Linked DNA regions of Mus musculus: region 1 is linked to region 2. Evidence: chromatin loops called from intact Hi-C (ENCODE). Cell type or tissue: left cerebral cortex. All regions are shown on one strand. Links, peaks and the distances in the headings refer to the core of each region. The heading gives the core; the rest is flanking DNA.

Region 1 (8,088 bases), core at 1,235-6,234, 170 kb before region 2:
AGAGAAAAGGAAAGATGTGGGACTTTATCTTATGAGATAAGAGTTTACAGTTCTATGCATACCTTCCAGCTGGGACCAGAAACAATGGAGTTTCCATTATAAAAATTGGGGTTGTAAAACTGAGGCTTCCTGAAAAATTCCTTTAAAAATCCTGGCCTTTGGAAAACAGGAAAAGCCTGGGGAATCAGACTCAATGCCACAGGAAGGGACCCTGGGGATAAAGTCCATCATTCCAAGCCAGAAATCAGCCAACATTCCTGGTTGTGCTTAGACACCTGACCCACATACAGCATAGGGATTAGAACAAACCAAACTACCAGCCCATTGACTAACCTAACTCACTGTGACTGGGGCCAACCTAAATTAACATTAGAGGATTTATAAGGGACTAAAACTTACCTAATATCCAAAACCTTTAATCTAGGCATTTCCACTCATTCTAATGCTGGCTATTCTGATTTACAGGTTAATTCATATGGATAACAAAAATAAATCTGAGTCCGAGACTACTTGGAGGGCATGTACCATTGGTTTGACTAAAAGCACCTCTTCTGATGCTTTCCAAACTAAGTAGACAAGTTGATCAGGACCTAGAGGTATTAAAACAACAGTCAGTTCCCTTGTAGAAATGACCCTACAAAATTACAGAGACTTAGACTTACTTCTCATGAGATTGAAAAAACAGTGTATGGCTTTGGGAGAAATCTGTTGTTGTATAGTAATTGACCATGAGTAATTTGAGAAAATCTTGCCATAGTTGGAGAAATATTCAGTGCAGTCTCTGTTCTCTTGGTCCCTGTGACTAACAACTCTGCTCCCAGCACTGTCTGAGCTTTTGATTCTAATTTTGATTGGATTAGCAGCTGGGCTCTGTATATTAAACTGAAACAGGATGAGTCCATGATCTTGTTCACTCATTCACTAAAACCAATGGAGAATATAACAGGGCCCTAGACCTTAGCACAACTGGCTCCATGATGGATTCAGGCTGTAAAACATAGCACATAAAGAGAACCTCTTGCCAAAAATAAAATTAAAGACATAAACTATCAAAGTCTATAGTTCTGGGAGTCTCTAAATGTACTAACCTCATTTTTGGTTTCTGTTGTTCTGCTTCTGGCTAATTGTTTCTGTTAACTGAAGTATGTCAACTCGGAACATGGTTTTTGTGCTTAAAAGCTTACCTGAGAAAAGCTCATGGCTTCTCTAGGAGCCAGAATATCTTGTGTAGTCACCAGACAACTAATAAAGACTTTTTATTGGCTTGAACCCACATCTGAGCAGTCGTCTATGGTGAATACCCTACAGTTTTCTAGGTTTTAACAATCACTGTTCAACTTTCTGTATTTACAAACTTTGCTTGCTGTTCTTCCAGAGATTCCGAGTTCAGTTCCTAGCACCCATGTCTGGTGGCTTTCAACTGCCTGTACCTCTGGCTCCAGAGGATAGAAAGCCTCTTCTCTCTTCCTCTATCACCTGTATTTATGTGCCATACATTCACATAGGCTCTCATATACACATTTTTCTGCTAATTTCGTTATTCATTTTACATCCCAATCACAACCCCCGTCCTCCCAGTCCTACCTCCCATGGCTTCTCCCCCACCCTCTTGGGTGGAAGCCCCCTTGGGTATTCCCCCACCCTGGTATATCAAGTCTCTATAGGGTTAGGCACTTCCTCTCCCACTGAGTTCAGTCAAGACAGCCCAGTTAGGGGAAATGGATCCGCATACAGATATCAGAGTCAGGGCAAGCCCCTGCTCTAGTTGTTGGGAGACCTGTATGAAGACAAAGCTGCATATCTGCTACATATCACACAGACACATTTAAAAGATGAAATCAAATCTGAAAAAATTTGACTACTGTGGGTACTTTATACCGGTGGAATTGAAGCAATGTTTTTCTTTTCATGACTCATTTATCTTGTCTGTTTAATGTCCTCACAACCTGTCCATTGTTGAGAATTTCCTTCCTTTAAAAAATTAAATGGTTCTGCAAGTCAAGGTACTTGTTATGCCAATCTCTGTGGCCTGAGTTGGATCCCAGGGACCAACAGGATGGTGGCGAGAACCCGTTCCTACAAATTGTCCTCTTCCACATACATTCTATGGCATGTCTCTCTCTCTCTCTCTCTCTCTCTCTCTCTCTCTCTCTCTCTCTCTCTCTCTGTCACACACACAAATAAATAAATACAATTAAAATCTTAGAAACTTAGCATATTGCATATATATTATACACACAGCACATTTTGTTTGGCCATCCATCCACTAAAAAACGCTTGTGTTGATGCTACATTGTGAATAATGATGCAGTGAACCTGAGTATACAAACACTTCTTGAAGACTTTGCTTTCAAATCTTTCAGATGCATACTCAAAAACAGAATTTCTGAGTCCTTTGGTAACATTTGTTTTAACTTTACTTTTTTTCTATCCTAGCCAGTATCTCCCCCCTCCACCTATTCTTCCTAATATTCTTTTTTTTTCTTATATTGTTTGATTGTGTATGGATGTGCACATGTATACTTGACAGCTTTGTAAAGTTGGTTCTCTCCTTCTCCCATGTGGGTTTTGATGATCCAAATCAGGCCTTCAGTTTTGGTGGCAGCTAACACTTTCCAAGATGAGCATCCTCACTGAGTTCTTGTCTTATCTTTAAGCAGCCACCCCAATGTGTAAGAAGTAATAGCTCATCATGGTTATCATTTGTATTTCCTTAACGATTAGTGACGCTGAGTGCTGGTTAGCCATTTATGCATTTTAGAGGAAGATCTATGGAGTGGGGGATTTAGCTCAGTGGTAGAACAGTTGCCTAGGTGCAAGGCCCCGGGTTTGGTCCTCAGCTCTGGAACAAAAACAACAAAAAAGACAAAATAGATGAAGATCTACTTTAAAATCCTTTGTCCGGTTTAAAAATTCTCATTCCTGATGTCTTGTGCTGTAAAAATTCAGATAGACAAGGAAAATTAAGGAAGCATGAGAAGAGAAAAGTACCTTCTCACATTGGAGTTTGTTTAATCTTCTTACTAGAAGAAAGGAGTCCATCACAGTTAACATGTGCCAGGAAGGTGGCTGACACAGAGACAGTGTTCCTTTCCCATAGCTTTATAAACGAAGATGCTAAAGCAGCAGCAATTTGTGCTTAAGTTCTAAGAGGAAATAGCCTTTTCCCTTTCTCCTCTGCAAGCCTGTTGTTTTCCAGGAATCAGGAAATACAATTACAGTAGAGGATAGGTCTTAAGCCCCTTTGTAAAACCTTTGTGGCTCATGGTTTACCATATCAAGATTACACTCTTACCCAAGGTATCCCCAAACCCACCTTAGAATCTCCTTTATTAAAATATAAGGAAAAAAAGGAAAAAAGTTTCTTAGCTACTCATTGAGTTCTAACTTGAGAGCTACTAAAATTGGATATAAGGCTTCAGCCAAGACAGTTAAATGTGAAAATGTGATTGTTCCTTTAGGAAGCCACATTCATCCTTGGGTGTAACTTTTTATTTCCATGAGGGCCTCTCCTATTTACCCCATATCTAAGGTTATGTTAATTGATCTTCTTAATAAACCCCACCTCTCCTTAACTCTGACTCATCCTGAAATTCTTTCCTGTGGCAACAAAGTAAAAAATCCAAGCTTTGCTCGAGAGGAGGGCTCTGAAAAGTACTGTTCAGGCTGCTGCGGCAGGTGGCAGTATAAAGCTGTGTCTCAGACTCCTCATCTGCTGCCACTGCCAGGAAGAATTCTTTTCTTCCTATAGGACCCCCACCAGACATAGGACTTCCTTACGCAGTTTGGTATTCCACAGCTTGCCTTTCATTCTGTCATGTCGTGCACTTAAGATTTTAATATAATTTAATTCACCACTTCTTATTAACTGTCATTTTGATCTTGTAGCCAGAAAATTATTCCCACTTCTCCCTTCCTCCTTGGCCTCCAATAATTTTCTCTGAATATTCTGTAAGTTTTAGCTCATATATTTTTTTGTCTTTGATCCATCATGTGTAATTTTTTTTCTATGTGATTTAAAGTACGGGACTAAATTCTATTTTTCTTTTCTTTCTTTTTCTTTTGCTCTTTTTTTCCCCAATACATAGCTAGTTTCACCAACACATTTGATGGAAAATATGCTTTTCCTATTGAATCCTCATAACACACTTGTCAGAATAATTTTGTTAACAGAATTATTAATGGTCACAGAGCCTTTGGCCTGGACAACCCAATAAACTAGGTTCAGCCATTCATCCTTAATAAGCCAATTAAACAAACAACTAATAGAAAAAAATGAGATTTATCCAATGTGGCTACATTGAGAAAAGGACAAAAATCCACTAACACCCTTCACTCCAAGTCTATATATAGTAACAGAACAAAGAGAGTCATAAATCAAGGTACTTTCAAAGTCCTTTGATGAAAATGTTGTATAGGCTGGTTATAGCAAAGTAGATAAATCTCTGTTATAGGCCTCACATATCAACCAATGACTTTCTTAGCCTTTAGCCTTTCGCCTGATCATCATAAACTAAGGAGGAAAATAGTGATTATTTCAGAGACTAAAGATGGTATTTTGGCTCCTCATGCGTAATGTTAACTTTAACATAGCTATGAGGATCTTTTCCCTAGGAACTTCAGTTTATAGTATGTAATGAAGCAGAATTGGAGATTTTGTTAATTTTTTTTTTTTAAATATAAGCATAGCTGTGCGAGTTAAGAAAGTCTCTTAGGGGATGGTCTAGTCGGCCATCAATGTGAGGAGAGGCCCTTGGTCTTGCGAAGATCATATGTCACATTACAGGGGAATGCCAGGGCCAGAAAGCAGGAGTGGGTGGGTTGGGGAGCAGGGTGAGGGGAGGGTATAGGGGATTTTCGGGATAGCATTTGAAATGTAAATGAAGAAAATATCTAACAAAAAATAAAATGAAAAAAAAAAGAAAGTCTTTTAGAAAGACACACCAGAAAACATAGACTTCTCTTAAACTATCTTAGGAAGTAAGATATACCCAAGTGTGGGTATAGGCTCCCGGAGGGAGAGACACAGCTATCTTAGCAAGAGCCATTTTTGTGGGTCTCGAATTAAATCATACAAAGTTGCTGTGAATCATTCTCTCTTTTGATAAGGGAGATAAGGAAGGTGGCTCTGAAGACGGAGTTATAATCTGGTAAAAGGAAAACAGGAGCCACAAGGGTTGCACAAGGAATTTAGTTCATGCCCTTTAACCTGGAAATGTGGCTTCTGGGCAAGATTCCTATAAAATTGGAGGTTTACAGCTGAGAAGGAAGGAAGACTCTTAAGTAGTTAGTAATTGTGTTGGAATTCTTGCTATTTGTGCCTTTCTACTGGCAGGAGGCCAAAGTGGTTTCTCCTTTAACTTCTCGTATCCCCCAAAATTTTCCTGCCCTTTAATCCAGCCTTCATCTTACTCCTCATCTCTCATTTGATTTAAAGATTTTCAGAAAATCTGTAGTTTTCCTTTCAATTGACTATTCCACAATCTTAACTGGAATTCACATCCCCTAGCAGTGCACGTGCTGTCCCCATTAAATCTCAGGTCATCACTCACAGTGCAGATATTATTTTTGTAAGACTAAGATAAAGAGTCAGGCAGTTTCTAGGCAGGGGACTAGAAAATGGGCAATACTCCTTCTTTCCATTAACAACCAGTTCTGTCTTGACTGGAGCTGGAAAGATCTGTAGTTCTACAGAAGCCAGAAATGCTTAGAGGCACAAAATCATTTTCTAGTTTCCTACCAGTTTCTTTCTTCTTTTACATATCAATAGCTACCTGAAGCCATGGGTGACTAGATACTTTCATGTCCCCTTAAGTTGTGACCAAAACTCCAGTCCAGCTACCAGGACATAAAAGGATAGGTAAGAAAATTGGACTTACCAGTTACCCTCCATTTTTCAATCCAATAAAGTCTTATTGACCTTGGTGGGACATTGAGTGGCAACCCATTCTTGGAACCCACTCTTGCTATACAGGACCTCTGCTTATCTCCCTTCTCTCAATCTCTCACCTATAATAAGACTCCATTCTGCTACTCATGTGATTCTTTGAGTTCCAGAGACAAAAGATCTGGAAGTCACAGGTCTAGGTAGTTTAGTGGCCTGTTGGCTGTCCTGCACCCTAAGCTGCCCAAGTTATTGTTCACCTGAGTTGAGAAAGACTTCTGTTACAGTCAAACATTCCAAACTTTTTTCCCATATTGTCATAGAAATAATGTAACTTCCCAATGAGAATTCACTCCACACACTTCAAGGCCAAGTTTTTCACTGAAAATGTGTGTGACTTGCTGTCAGTACTACCTAAGGAAGAGCTGGCAGCATATAGAAGATTTCACCAGCTAAGATACAACTTATGCCCTTATCCCCATATACTGTTATCCTTAAATTTCTTTCAGGTTCTGGTTCCTGGTTACACTTTTGAGCAATTTGATCAGAGACAGGAGACTCAAGTCTGACTAATTGGGCAAATGGGAGATTCACACAGCAAAGACACTGCCAGAATTATGTCTTAAATATACCTTTCCAATAGTTGTTACCCAGGTTCATCTTGCCCACCTGGCAGAATTATAGGGTTTGTTTGTTTGTTTGTTTGTTTTTGATAAGGGCATAGGGGACTTAATGACAGACCAGGACTTACTAGTGGTTGTGACTCTGCACTGCCTTTTGTTCTGTTCTGTGAGGATGGGCCTAATGGCTGGTTAGTCCTGGTAAACAAGCATTGCAGCCTCGCACTGTTAATTTCACTTATCTCTAACAGTCCTGCTTCACATATCACTGATCTTTGGGGTACTTTGGAGACAGCACTTCTTTAGATTAAATTCTACTTCATGTGACTTAATACCACCTAAGCTATCTATCAGCTAATCCTTTATAACATCAATTGTTTTACTTCAAATTTCTCTTACATTATTTGTAATTACATATTACATTATTACATTTTCTCAATTCCAACAAAACTCCATTTTCACCAGATATTTCTTGATTCGTGTTTTCTTTATTAAACATTTCAAAAGACACAGGAATATCTTAATTAGCCCTCTGTGCTCGTTCAGCTTCTTTTTCTCTTTGCTTCTGAGCTTCCTCCTCCTATCATCCACCCATGACTCAGAATTCTTTCTAGGATGCCTGGATACTACATACAGACACTGAGAGGATTTCTCTTAAAAAGGTCCATCTCCCAAAGGTATTCTTTTTCTAGTTGTTAATAAAATAAAATTTTAGACACCTAAAAGTCGCCAATGAGGAGCAATGCGGGTAAATAATCAATCCTAATTTCAATATGTCACCTTTAATGCATTAGAGAACCTTTTGCAACTATCTTATTCCCTATGATCCTGCAGTTTGGTGCTTCATAACAATAATAATCTCAGAAACATAGGACATTTGTAGAAGTAGAGAGTGTTTAACATAGCAGTGAGAACTGGTCGCACACGTCTTACTTTTCTTCAGAAGCCATTGAATTTTGCTTAAGTGACCAGTGCAATATAAAACACAGGGATGATCAGTCAAAGTGTAACAGTTAGAAAATTTAGAACACATGTTTTTACATATAGAATAAACACAAGTATCAAATTCATCCAAGTTACTAGTGAGGGAACTGGCAGAATAATGAATTATTTCAATATCATCTGGGAAACTAGGTATTTTCATACATCAAATGTAAAATGTTATTTTAAAAAGTATGCAAAGCTAGATACAACACTGTTTAATATTATAGTACCATACATATAAATAAATCACACTTTTTGGGGTTATAATTTTTTTCATCAGAAAGAAAAATCATTTGTATATCTATAAGATAAAAACATACAAGTTAACATACAACTTTAAAGTCAGGGCTTTAATTAACATCAGAAACAAAATCAAATACAGGCACATTTTCTGAGAGATCTGGATACTTACTGGGTGTGCCTGTTCAATAATGTCCCATTGAAATATAAAGTTCCCCGATGAAGGCACGATTGTGTTGACATTCCTGCAGACTGATGAATTAACAGAACTGTGAAATTGTGAAGAGAGAGGATGCTACACATGGAGAATGAAACTCACCTTAGGCTACCTTTGGTTTCCTTAACTTTGTGGTAGATGTT
Region 2 (8,088 bases), core at 1,275-6,274:
ACATTGGAAAAAAGATATCCTCTTTAACAAGTGATACTTGGTCTAGTGGTCAAGTTCTATAGCATTGGCAATAGCATGTATGTTTGCAGGGGTGTATGTGTCTAGATTCCTTTAGCCAAGAACTAAAAGGAAGTTTACCCATTCCTATTGTCAGGGGGTTTTATTTGTTAGCATGAGTGTCTAGCCAGCGTGTTGCATCTTCCCTGCCTTCACTGGAGGATAACTTTAGTAAAACTCTTTTTACTGATGTATATGTTTTAGGAAGCTTCTGTAGGTCTATAGTGTTAGTTACCCCTTCCCATCCCTGTTTCTTCCTCCATCTTGACCTCCCATTCCCCATTCCATCAAATCTTTTCTGCTCTATTATTACCTTTCCCCCTTTTATATCACTGTATTCTATGCTCCCTCCCCTAAAAGATCTTCTTCCAGCCCATTGTCCCTTAGCAGTTACCTAATTTCTCTTTCAATGAAATAAAAATATCTAAAGAATTAATACCCATATATGAGAAAAATATGCAGTGTTTATCTCTCTGGGTTAGGGTTTGGTCTGGGTTATCTCCCTATGAATGATTGTTTCCAGTTCCATCCATTTACTGACATGTTTCATGATTTCATTTTTCTGAACAGTTGAATAATATTTCATTGTATAAATGTATTGCAATTTCATTATCTATTCTTCAGTTGCTGGAAATCTAGGTTGTTTCCATTTCCTGGCTATTGTGAATAGAGCAACAATACACAGTATTTCTATAATAATAGAGTCCCTCTTGCTGAAAATGCCAAATACTTAGGTCACAGAACATGGAAAATGAAATTGCTACTCACCTGGAACCCTTGTCTCTGCTGGCTAGCTTTTATGTTGCCAGAACATAGTGTAATATATCCTACTGAAAAAAAACTATCAATCTCTCCCAGCTCTGAAACCTGGGAACAACAATAAAACCTGGCCTGACAAGAAATGCCCACTGCTCCAGGAGTGGCACAAATGTCATGAAAATAAAATTTAAAAAAACCACCTTCTGACCTTTTTTGGACCTGCTTCATGAGATTAAACCCATTCCTGGCACTATAAACAGACCAAGAACCTGAGGCTAGCCAGACCCTAAGGGAAAACCTAATATATATATATTCTCTAATGAATTATTGTTAGACTCATAGTTCAATGCATCTCTCAACCCTCAGCAGAGAAGCTTCTCCTTGACGTAAGTGGGAGTTAACAGAGAGAATCTCAACTGGTCAATGTGCAGAAAATAGGAGACTGTGGCTTGCTTAGTACTAGATGTGAAGCCAATAATATCACACTTCTTGGTACCAAGCCTCAAGTGTTGATCACCCATAACTATCAATTAGAAAAACATCCAAATACAAGAGCTGAAGAATCATTCTTAGATAGTAAATGAATTAGGGAAGCAAAACATTAAAACCACTCACTAGTCATATGATGAAAGTACATGATGGGTAATTTTTGTGTCACCAATAAAGAATTAATGTTTTGGTGGCAACTTAACAAAGGCTATTCACCTAATGCTAGCATTGCTTCAAATTTTTCATAATCTTAACCATTGTAGATTTTTAAATATGTGTTGCTTTGGATTTGTCGAATACATAGAATATTAAGAATGAATTGAAAGGACTAGAGAGATGGCTTAGTGGCTAAGAGTGCTTACTACTCTTACTGAGGATCTGGATCCAGTTCTCATCAGCACAAAGTCCTGTAAATCCGGCTCCAGGGAATCCAACACCATCTTCTGATCTCAGAGGGTACTATCTGCATGTGGTACACACAACAGGAAAACATGAATATACATAAAATAGAAAATCTTTAAAAAAGAAGAACAAATTGAAGATTTATCAGCCTTTTAATGCAAATTTTATGGAAAACTTGATTCTATCAAAGTGTGTTTTAAAAGGAGGAACAAGAGGATAGAGAGATTGCTCGGCAGTTAAGAGTGCTGGCTGCTAATACAGAGGATGCAGGTTCAATTCCCAGCACCCGCATGATGGTTCCCAAACATCTGTAGCTCCAGCTCCAGGGGATCTGATACCCTCTTCTGGCCTTTGTGGTCAGTACATACATGGTACATAAACATTCACTTCAGCAAAACACTCATGCACATAAAATAAATAAAACATTTTAAATTATAAGAGAAAGAAGTGATAAGAAAAAAACTAAATTTAGCTAACCTTACTGAGGAAAGTTGAAGGATGTGACTAATAATGATGCTAAATAAAAATTTAAAAATTATAAAGTAAGACAGATGCTAAAATTAATGAAATATGTCTTCTGAAATAAATTGACTATGTTCTGATAAAAGGTTGGAGTATGAAGTAACAACTGCAAATTTATTGTTATATATATATATGGAGTTGGATATCTTGTAAAACTTTGTAGTTGGTGTCATGGCTACCCATATGTCTTCAATGTATTTATTTTGTTCAATAATAATGATCAGATTCCAAATTCTGAAACTGATATTTCTTTTAAGACCCTTTTACTCTGGAACAAATGAGAGGTCTGTCAGGGCAGTTGGCATCTATTTGCTGATTTGTCTGCAACATTCAGGGCAAGGAGCTAAAGAAATGAATATCTGGTTATATAGAATCAATAAAGTAATCCCATTATTACCCATTCAGTGCAATAAAGAATTAGGAAATGTAAGAATTTTATGCAATGACTGCTTTCCCTGCCATGTTAGCTGACATTTATTAGCATGCTCACTTATTAGAGTTAAGCGGATGACTGAGTTCATTGGACATTTCTGTTGTTTGCACCTTTAACCTCTGAAAGTTTCCATAGTATTGCCTGTAATTAATCCTACCAAAATCCCCTCTTTCCTAAAAAGAACCTACAAGGTACCCCCTGCCAGGTTCAGAAACCGGGGTAAATAACAGATGAAGCAGGAAAAAGTTCAGAGGAGACATTTGCAGGGCTCTGCAGGGAGTCAAGGCAGTGGAAACTCAAAGCACTTGCCTATTGAATGAAATAAAATGTTCTTCAGAATGGCTTCCCTGCTGTTGCACTTGGCAGGTAAGCAGGAAGATCCCAAGCAGAGGCCAACATTGAAGGGCAAACTGGAATTGATTATCATTTCTATTCAGTTAATTAGGCCTCATTTCAGCTGGGTCAGGAATCCTAATCTTTTTGTCATCAGAGAACTGTCTTCTACCTTGGCTGTGCACAGACATTTTTTAAATAGCATGGTCAAGAAATAATAAAAATAATAATATCAATTGTGAGACATCTCCTATGCCCTTTACACATTTTTTTAAACATTCAGTCTGCATCAACAAGTCAGATAAATCTATTCAATAGAAGGTGAAGAAGGATATAGATTTGGACCTAATATCCACACCAAGACTTATACTTGTTCCAACAGCTTACAGGCTGTGGTCCAGCTATTCCACCAATGGCTATCCACCAATGGGAAGTCAAAACATCTTGTAATTGTTATAAGACTAGATTTCTCAGTTGGTCTTCAGTATCTGCCAGAACTCTGAAAGAGCAGGCTGTAGTGCTGATGAAGACAATAATAGACTTGCAGCCAAACAAGGCAAGCAGGCAAAGAAAACAAGCTTCCTTTTTGCTATGTCCTTTAAAAGGTGTGGTTCAGATTAAAGATGTGTCATCTTACCTCAAAGATCCAGGGTAGAAGTAGGTCTTCCCACTTAAAGTTATTCAGTTAAGAAAAAAAAAAATCCTGCACAGCTGTGCTAAGCCTCTTGGGTTTTAGTTAAATCCAGATATAGTCAAGTTTACAACCAGATGGCTTGACTGAACGGGCTATATAAAATCAGGTAAGTTATTTTATGTGCCACACTTCTGTCTTCTTGGAAATATTTTCGGATCATATTGTTGGAGAGTTGTTACAAGTCTTTGAAATTTTCATGCAATATATTTTTGTCTTATTTACCTCTCCTTTCAATGGCCTCTTCCTTCCTATCCCTTCAGTTTATGCCCTTGTTTATTTTCCCTTAGAAGATAATTACCTTGCAGCAAAGGCGCTGCTGGTCTTCAGGCTCCTACACCCTTAATGATTTTTTATTAGATATTTTCTTCATTTACATTTCAAATGCTATCCCGAAAGTCCCCTATACCCTCCTCCAGCCCTGCTCCCTAACCCCCCACACACACCCCCACCCCCCGGCTTCCTAGCCCCGGCATTCCCCTGTACTTGAGCATATAAAGTTTGCAAGACCAAGGGCCTCTCTCCCCAGTGATGGCCGACTAGGCCATCCTCTGCTACATATGCAACTAGAGACACGGCTTTGGGGGATACTGGTTAGTTCATATTGTTGTTCATTCCATAGGGTTGCAGACCCCTTTAGCTCCTTGGGTATTTTCTCTAGCTCCTTCTTTAGGGGCCCTGTGTTCCATCCAATAGATGACTGTGAGCATCCACTTCTGTATTTGTCAGGCATTGGCAGAGCCTCTCAGGAGACAGCTATATCAGGGTCCTGTCAGCAAAATCTTTCTGGCATATGCAATAGTGTCTGGGTTTGGTGACTGATTATGGGATGGACCCCTGGATGTGGCAGTCTCTGGATGGTCCTTTTTTTCCGTCTCAGCTCTGAGCTTTGTCTTTGTAACTCCTTCCATGGGTATTTTGTTCCCCATTCTAGGAAGGAAGGAAGTATCCACCCATTGGTCTTCCTTCTTCTTGAGTTTCATGTGTTTTGCAAATTGTATCTTGGGTAGTCTAAGTTTTTGGGTTAATATCCACTTATCAGCGAGTGCATATCATGTGAGTTCTTTTGTGATTGGATTACCTCACTCAGGATGATATCCTCCAGATCCATCCATTTGCCTAAGAATTTCATAAATTCAGGGGCTGGAGAGATGGCTCAGTGGTTAAGAGCACAGACTGCTCTTCCAGAGGTCCTGAGTTCAATTCCCAGCAACCACATGGTGGCTCACAACCATCTGTAATGGGATCTGATGCCATCTTCTGGCATGCAGGTGTACATGCAGACAGAGCACTCACATAAAATAAAATTAAAAAAAAAGAATTTCATAAATTCATTGTTTTTAGTTGCTGAGTATTACTCCATTGTGTAAATGTACCACATTTTCTGTATCCATTCCTCTGTTGAGGGACATCTGGGTTCTTTCCAGCTTCTGGCTACTATAAATAAGGCTGCTATGAACATAGTGGAGCATGTGTCCTTATGACAATTTGGAACATCTTCTGGGTATATGCCCAGGAGAGGTATTGCTGGATCTTCTGGTAGTACTATGTCCAATTTTCTAAGGAACCACCAGACTGATTTCCAAAGTGGTTGTACCAGCTTGTAATCCCACCAACAATGGAGGAGTGTTCCTCTTTCTCCACATCCTCGTCAGCATCTGCTGTCACCTGAATTTTTGATCTTAGCCATTCTGACTGGTGTGAGGTGGAATCTCAGGGTTGTTTTGATTTGCATTTCCCTGATGATAAGGATGCTGAACATTTTTTCAGGTGTTTCTTAGCCATTTGGTATTCCTCAGTTGAGAATTCTTTGTTTATTCCTGTACCCCATTTTTAATAGGGTTATTTCACTGAGCCTTAGGTGCAGGTGTTGTGTTGTAGATGAACCAGTGAGGTCTGGGCTGTAGCAGTCTTCTGCAGCAAAAAGCAGTTTCGTTAATTAGAAATGAGAACTACAGCCTTCTCTTGGTATAAGGATGAGTATTTAGAATGCAATTACTAATTATGCTGGTTTCCACAGGTCTCGTTACCTATTTTATAGATGTAAGAACTGAGACCCCAGGAAAGTACAAGAATTAGGCTAAGAGAATAAGGGTTAAGAATAAGCCCAGATATCTCCATCTCTAATAAATGCCTCTCAATAGGCTTACATATTACAATCAACAAGAGAGGCTTTTAAAGATTCAGATTGGAAGCTGGAGAGTTGGCTTTGTGGTTAAGAGCACTTGTTGCTCTTCTAGAGAACCTGGGTCCACTCTCTAGCACCTGTGTAGGACCGATCACAGTCTCCTGTAACTTCAGCTCCAGGATATCCAGTTCCCTCTTCTGGCCTCCATGGCTACCTGTACATATGTGCCATTTACACAATATACATGATCTAAAATTAAATTATTTTTAATTTATTTTATATTATATAATTTATTTTATAATTAAAATTAAAAATAAATTCAGATGCTCCAGACTGGTCCTGAAATGGGTTTGAAAGAGTATGCAGTGTGTGGGTTGTAGATTTCCCCAAGTACTAGCAAGTTTGTCTTTTGTTTTTGTTTTTCCCTCTTACTTTGAGTTTATTTTTAATATTTTATTATATTTATTTTCTAGTTACACTTTGAAAGTTTTATACATGTAAACCGTGTTTATTGATCACGTCCCCCTCTCCTTCCCTTCCAACACTCCTCTATGATCCTTCCAACACAAGTCTATGTTCTTTATCATTTTTAATAAAAATATGTATAAAATGCTTCTCAGATAATTGTAACTTTTGTAAAACTTTTTTATCCACTACACACATTTTCCCCAAATTTGTCATCACAAAAATTGCTTAAGGTGGCTGTGAATGTAAATTTCTATTCTATTTTCCCAAGTATTCTGATTCAGTCAGTACAATTGGCACCTGCCAAGTTCTAGTTATAACAGCCATCACGGGTCATTCTTCTGATGAGGAAAGGTTTGAGGAACATCACAGGACACTACACTTTCTCCCAGTACCTGTACTGTAAATGTTCAGTACAGCTTTTAGGAACTTTATCTCTACAAAAGAATGTAGATAAAACTATTTTGAGACGTTTGTTAAAAAGTAGATTTTCTTTCTGCTAAATTGATGTTCAAAATAGTACCAGTTCATCCCCTCTTTGAGTTTTCTGTGATGCATATCTTATTCTTTTTTTTGGGGGGGGGGTTGGGTTTTTTGAGACAGGGTTTCTCTGTGTAGCCCTGTCTGTCCTGGAACTCACTCTGTAGACCAGACTGGCCTCAAACTCAGAAATCTGCCCACCTCTGCCTCTGTCTCTGGAGTGCTGGGATTAAAGGTGTGCGCCACCAAGCCCGGCTTGCCTATCTTATTCTTGGAAATCAACATATCTTCCAATCATTTTCATATCATTGGCATTATATCATACCAATGATTGTGACTAATAGAAGTTTGTCTCCCTCTGGTGCCCTATCTCTATCAGTGTAAAAAGAAATAGGGATGGGTTCTTATTTCAGTTCATTCTTTCTTTTCTGTATAAGCCCATAATAAATGCATCAAAGAATGAAGCCTCAATGTTTACTTCATTTTAAAAGAGGTATCTTTTTTTTCCCCAAGACAGGGTTTCTCTGTATAGCCCTGGCTGTCTTGGAACTCACTTTGTAGACCAGGCTGTCCTCGAACCCAGAAATCTGCCTGTCTCTGCCTCTTGAGTGCTGGAATTAAAGGCGTGTGCCACCACTGCCAAGCTAAAAGAGGTATCTTACTTAAACTCAAAAGACTTCAAGAGCCGGACAACTAAAAAAAATGTTCAGACTTTCCATTTGGTGATCTAATAAAGAATGGTGGTCTGAATGCCTGTATCATGACTAAATGTTTTTACATAACCATAAACCTATAGGAAAACATATTTGGAAACCATCCTGGCCTCAAAGAAGGGCAATCTCCAAAATAGCAGAGTCTTTCTGACAACAGATATGACCTGAAATGGGCATAATCTCAATATACCTGGTTGAAGGCAGACATTTGATTCTTTTTTTTTTTAAGTTTTCAAGACAATCACTGTGGTAATTTGAATGAAAACAATCCCATAAGGAATGGCACTATTAGGAAGTGTGGCCTTGTTAGAGTGGGTGTGGCCTTGTTGGAAAGTGTGTCATTGTGGGTGGGTTTTAAGGTTTCAGAAGCTCAAGCCAAGCCCAGTGGCTCAGTCTCTCTTCCTGCTGCCTGTGGATCCAGCTGTCATATTACCAGTTACCTCTCAAGTACTATGTCTGCGTGCATGTCACCATGCTTCTCGGCATGATGATAATGGACTAAATCTCTGAACTGTAAGCCAGCCCCAATTACATGTTTTCCTTTACGGGAGTTGCCATGGTTATTTCTTATTACTCTTCACAGCAATAAGAAACCCTAACTAAGACAATCACTGAT

Evidence for each region. A loop is a pair of places that touch in the nucleus more often than their neighbours do. Peaks named below come from ENCODE experiments on the same cell type or tissue, not always from the same donor. Only the 100,000 strongest peaks of a DNase experiment are listed, where the experiment ranks them.
Region 1: a loop joins it to region 2, with 5 times the contacts of the local background. A loop is called at or near these places in 3 of 42 quality-filtered maps.

What each region holds. Positions count from the first base shown.
Region 1 is chrX:153,703,543-153,711,630 of GRCm38, reverse strand. No RefSeq gene overlaps it. Among named protein-coding and RNA genes, the nearest start is that of Kctd12b, 11 kb to the right of the region's middle. In left cerebral cortex, for the core only: a CTCF peak has its summit at 3,687; a DNase peak (open chromatin) is centred at 3,682.
Region 2 is chrX:153,534,122-153,542,209 of GRCm38, reverse strand. No RefSeq gene overlaps it. Among named protein-coding and RNA genes, the nearest start is that of Cypt3, 20 kb to the left of the region's middle. In left cerebral cortex, for the core only: no CTCF peak of the experiment used is centred there; a DNase peak (open chromatin) is centred at 3,645.